Linked DNA regions of Homo sapiens: region 1 is linked to region 2. A link is a contact called in ENCODE Hi-C or POLR2A ChIA-PET data. All regions are on one chromosome and are shown on one strand. Each heading gives the region's core, a stretch centred on a gene start or an enhancer-like site at or near the end of the contact. The rest is flanking DNA. Distances are from core to core; before and after follow the strand shown.

Region 1 (2,700 bases), core at 173-2,672, 120 kb after region 2:
CAATGCATACTCAAAACATTTTTATGAGTGAGTGATCAAAAAACTTTCAGCACCTTGACTGAAGGGTGCTGACTGAAGGTGGTTTTATTAATGAAAGCCACAGCAAAGGACAGAAATTTCTTGTCACAGAAAAACCTTTCAGCCATCACTTGCCAACCTCCTGATGATAAGATGGATATTTGCGAGGTTTGTTATTGTGGTTAGTAGGATAAAATATGCTGGGATTGCTTAACTTGTGTTTGTTTATGTGTCATTGATCTGCATTCAATTGATGTAAGATAGAGTCTTGCAGTCATAGGAGAGAAAAATCTTAGACAATATCATATGGTTATAAAGGGCAGTGGCTATGAAGGATCGGGGGAGAAAAAAAAGAAAAGAGAGAGAGAGAGAAAGGAAAGAAGAAAAAAACAACCATAAAACTGCCTGTGAAAGTAAAAACTCTGAAGAATATTGAGCTCTGAAAGACTAGGAAAGTAGATTACACCCACATTAAGACTACTTCAAACGAACAATAGGTGAATCCATCTCAAGATATAATAACACACCTCCAACCAGGGCAGATTAGGCATTTGTCTACTGAGTCTTCTAGGTGTTTGGTCCTGTGAGAAAATTCTCCTGCCAAATCAACTTTTGGAGATTTTCTACTAATGTACCTCTAAAATGAACAGCAAGTAGTCAATATGCCCTCTATTATGTGAATTTTTTTTTTCTAGTGTTAAATAACTCATCGGGGAGGAAAGGATAACTAGATGGTGTACTCAGTACTACTGTATATTCCTTTTCTTCCTTTAGTGTCTGAAATGCCCTGTCTATAGGGCAGTTAGAAGATGGTCCACCCTATTAATAGGGAAAATGAGAGGAAATCATTATTTCTGAGTTGAGGCAGATTATATAGAGTGACCATGCTACAGGAAGTGAGATAATGGGCTAAGGAATTTTTCCTAGTGCTACGGAGGATGGTTATTTTCTTTGTTCAGTTTAAACTCTAGAAACCAAAGGAGAAACCAGCACTATCAGCCTAGAGCTTAGTTAACTGTGGGTTGTTTCCCCCAGGCTTCCAGAGGAATCAATAAGAGTGAAAGAAAAAATACTGAATTTGAAAAGGAAGCAGGCAAGGAAGATAAAGCAGTTGTGTTAAAGTCCCTAAGTCCCTAAGAGGAGACTCCTGAACTACTAGAGTTGAGGAAGCCTCAAAGAGGGAGTTAGTCCATACCCAAGACTGTCATTTTCCATGTATTGTCTTCATCAGGTCTCGCATCATCTGGATTTCTTTGTCAGAGAGAGATCAAGGTAAAACGAAAAACTCAAGTTCACTGTTTCTGAGCAATATGAACTTGGGTGTCAGGGAGGCCCTTGTAGGCAGAGATGCAGAGGATCACTGAGAAATTGTGTGGAGCAGATTGATCAGACCTAAGCAAATGATGGGAGTGTGGCCTGTGAAGGTTCTAGAATCTGTGTCATAACAGAGACTTAGAACATTAGTGAGGCAGGAGAAAAGGCAGAGGATCAAAAGGCTAGGAAGATTTAATAATGCTTTGGAGGACCTTGAACTTGTATAGGATACTGGAAGGGAACTCACTCTTTCTGGGCTTTAGAATTATTTCTAGTTTTTCAGAGATTTTTAAGGCCAGAGATTGTACATCATTAATCTTTGTAACTCTTTTTTTTAATTTTTTTTGAAGATAGAGTTTCACTCTTGTTGCCCAGGCTGGAGAGCAGTGGCACCATTTCGGCTCACTGCAACCTCCACTTCCTGGGTTTAAGCAATTCTCCTGCCTCAGCCTCCCAAGTAGCTGGGATTACAGGCATGCGCCACCACACCCAGCTAATTTTGTATTTTTAGTAGAGATGGGGTTTCTCCATGTCGGTCAGGCTGGTGTCAAACTCCCTACCTCAGGTGATCCACCCGCCTTGGCCTCCCAGAGTGCTGGGATTACAGGCGTGAGCCACCGTGCCCAGCCTAATGTTTGTAACTCTTGAGGCAGAGAACCTTCCACAGAATAAGCATTTTATAAATGTTTGATAATTAAAAATGAGAAAAATGACTATATTTAAAAAGAGGCAGACTGGATAAAGAAAATGTGGTAAATATACACCGTGGAATACTACACAACCATAAAAAATAATGAGATGATGTCCTTTGCAGCAACATGGATGGAGGTGGAGACCACTATTCTAAGCAAACTAAAGCAGGAACAGAAAACCAAATACCATATGTTCTCACTTATAAGTGGGAGCTAAACAACAAGAACACATGGACACTAAGAGGGGAACAACAGACACTGGGGCCTACTTAAGGGTGGAGGCTAGGAGGAGGGAGACAGCATATCTCTTGGGTTTTATGCTTATTACCCAGGTGACTAAAGAATCTGTACACCAAACCCCCACAACACACAGTTTACCCATATAACAAACAATTACATACATGTACCCTTAAAACTAAAAGTTAAAAAAAGAAGAGCCTTGAAACAAATGAAGGTGAACAAAGGAAGTCAAGTTGTTGGAGTTAGATAGCAAGAAGAAATCCAGTCCAGAGGTCTATGGTGCTAGGAAGAGTGAGCCAGTAAATGGGATCTCATAAGCCACTGTGGAGAACAAGGAAGAGTAATAACACCTTTTATTGAGTGTCTATTGACTACAAAGTTCTATAGTGGGTACCTTATAAGCACAAACTTGTTTAATCCCTAATAAACTGTACGA
Region 2 (2,700 bases), core at 172-2,671:
GCCTCCCAAGTAGCTGGGATTACGGGCAGGCATCACCATACCCAGCTAATTTTGTATTTTTAGTAGAGATGGGGGTTTCACCATGTTGGCCAGGCTGATCTTGAACTCCTGACCTCCGGTGATCAGCCCACCTCAGCCTCCCAAAGTGCTGGGATTGCAGGTGTGAGCCACTGCACCTGGCCTTATTCCTGGTTTATTAATTGTTTTTTTCTTTAAGCCAGGGATGAGCAAACTACCACCCAATGGGCCAAATACAGTCTGCAACTTGTTTTTTTTTTTTGTATAGCCCATGAGCTAAGAATGATTTTTACATTTCATGTAAAATGTCACATAATATTTTGTGACATGTGAAAATTATATGAAATTCAAATTTAAGTCTCCATAAGTAAAGCTTTATTGGAACATAGCCATGTTCTTCATTCATTTATGTATTGTCTATGACTGCTTTTGTGCTATAAAGGCAGAGGTGAGTAGTTGTGATGGAGCCCATAGGGACCTACAAAGCCAAAGTAAACATTTGGCCCTTTATAGAAAAAGTTTACTGATTCTTGTTTTAAGTCAAAAATGGTATTGGGGGAAAGTTAGGTTCATGGATGTGCAGACCAAGAATAAGGGAAAGATCTCAGCCCTAACTCCTTCTTATACAGATTTTCAATAGGTCCATCTTTTTCAGGTTTACCCTCTTACCCTAGACTTTCTTAGTTTTTAGCTTTCCATTTCTAGAGATTTAGGGCTCTGTCTAAACAGTGGTTTTCCTTCTGTGTAGCATTTCTTTGGATGCACAATAGGTTCCACTTTCATCAGCTCCGCTTTTCACCAGTTTTCCAGAAAAGCATTACAGTCTGTTGCTGTTCCCTGTTCCCCTTGTCTGCCTGATTATTTATTTTCAGAGTCATTTTAGCAGTGTTTGGGGAGGGAGTTATACCTTTTATTCCTCAGGTATCACCACTCTTCTCTTCCTACCGCGAAACAGCACAGTGAAAGGGAGGAGATGGAGTGAAGAGACCGAGGGCAGGGAGAGGGAGGGGGGTGTGACGGGGTGGGGAAGTGAGGAGGAAGAGGGGGAAGAGCTACTGGGGAGGAGGAAGATGGGGGAGGAAGAGGATGATGGGGTGGGGTGGTTCAGGGAGTGAATAGGCCGGGTTGGGTGAGATGAGGCTGGGTGTATGTGCTTGAGAAGTCCGGGAGTGCGGAGGGGCAGAAAGGTAGACAGTGCGTGCGGGAAGAGGGGATGGGGGTGGGGAGGCGAGGGCGGTCAGTGGGTTGAGAGGAGTGGGGAGAAGATTTAGGGCGAGAGAGGTGCCATCGTGCTGGGGAAGGCGGGACTAGGAGAGGTAAAAGAATGGGGAGAGAAATGGGAGGGAGAGAAGGAAGCTGAGGGAGATTTGAGGAGAGAAGGCGCTTGAGGGGGAACCAGGAGGGGAGAAGGCTTGTGAGGGGGAAATGTGAGAGGAGAAGGGGCGCGAGGGGGAACAGCGAGGGGAGAAGGGGTCCCGCCTCCTGGCCGCGCCGCCCTAGGTGTCGCCGCCTGGCGGTTACGAGGAGGCCGCCTCCTGCTTGCCGGCCTGGCGGTCCTACTCAACACCGCAAGATTTCAAAAGGGAAATTCCTCCAGGGCTGAGTCACAGGGAAGAAAGCGATTTCCTCCGCCTCTTCCAAAGCGGTAGGTTTCCTTCCTCCGCCTGCCTCTTAAATAACGTGGTATCTCGCAGTTTGGCTGAAACCTGAATTAAATGCAATGCTTTTTTGACTTTTACTTTCTCCCAGAACAACAGTTGTGATATGATCTGTTTTGGGGCCCTTCCTGCGCTCCGCCCTGGGCCAGAGTATGTAAAGCTCGTGGGTCTCTGTGTGTGTCTGAGCAGCTGCTCTGCCAAGACTCCACACAGCTGTGTGTGTGTCGGACCCAAGGCCTTGGTGGCATGGGCTCATGAGGGAATCTCCTGATCCACCAGTCGCAAAGATCCATGGGAGAAGCATGGTTTCCTGAGGTCGCACCATCACTCACTTCTTCCCTTGGCTGGGAGTGGGGGTTCCTTTGGCTCTGTGTCGCTCCCAGGGGGGCTGTCGCCCCATCCAGCTTTTCTTTGTTCTCTGTGGGTCGAGTTGTTTTCCTGATGAGTCCCAATGCAAGTACCTGGATATTTCAGTTGAAGATGCTGTATTCACTTGCCTCTTTTGTTCCTCTCTGTGAGTGCTGTGGACCATAGCTGTTTCTAATCAGCCATCTTGGCCTGGCAATCTACAGTAGTAAATGTTAACATTGGATAGTGTGATTCTTCCTACTTTACTATTCTTTTTAAATATTGTTTTAGCAATTTTTGTTCTTTTGACTTTACATATAGATTTTAGGACCAGTTTGTCTATATCTACAAAAGGAAGCTTTTGATAGGAAATGTGTTAAACCTATAGACCGATTTGAAGAGAATTGACATCTTTGTTGTCTTCCAGTTAAATGACACTGCATGTCTCTCCGTTTGTTTAGATCTATTTTTATTTTTTCATCAGCATTTTGTAGTTTTCAGCCTGCTGATTCTGTACATATTTTGTTAGATTTATACTTAAATATTTAATTTTCTTTGGAGTGGTTGTAAATAGTACTGTGCTTCAGTTTTGGCTTCCTACTTTTTATTGCTAGCATAGAGGAATACAATTGATTACTATTCTGTAACATTGCTAAAAATGTGTTTGAAGTTTCCT

The links. Hi-C counts contacts between places; a loop is a spot of excess contacts on that map. ChIA-PET counts read pairs that join two places held with the same protein, here RNA polymerase II (POLR2A). Pooled maps may share reads with other maps.
Region 1: a loop to region 2 is called in a map of endothelial cell of umbilical vein, with 9 times the contacts of the local background. The contact joins the promoter of TSBP1 here to the promoter of TSBP1-AS1 in region 2. A Hi-C loop is called at or near these places in 2 of 168 maps with a recorded cell type or tissue (Calu3 and endothelial cell of umbilical vein), 3 of 37 single-sample maps with no recorded cell type and 12 of 50 pooled maps. POLR2A ChIA-PET finds 5 or more read pairs at or near these places in 4 of 52 experiments (B cell, activated B cell, activated CD4-positive, alpha-beta T cell and 1 more).

Annotation. Positions count from the first base shown.
Region 1 is chr6:32,370,481-32,373,180 of GRCh38, forward strand. It overlaps TSBP1 (testis expressed basic protein 1), which reads right to left and starts at 1,423. Exons shown (of 26, transcript NM_001286474.2): 1 at 1,214-1,423. The coding sequence starts at 1,226. The region is part of intron 2 of TSBP1-AS1 (TSBP1 and BTNL2 antisense RNA 1); the gene reads left to right.
Region 2 is chr6:32,253,752-32,256,451 of GRCh38, forward strand. TSBP1-AS1 (TSBP1 and BTNL2 antisense RNA 1) reads left to right here and starts at 1,422. Exons shown (of 4, transcript NR_136245.1): 1 at 1,422-1,663. RefSeq lists enhancers at 1,261-1,918, 1,919-2,575.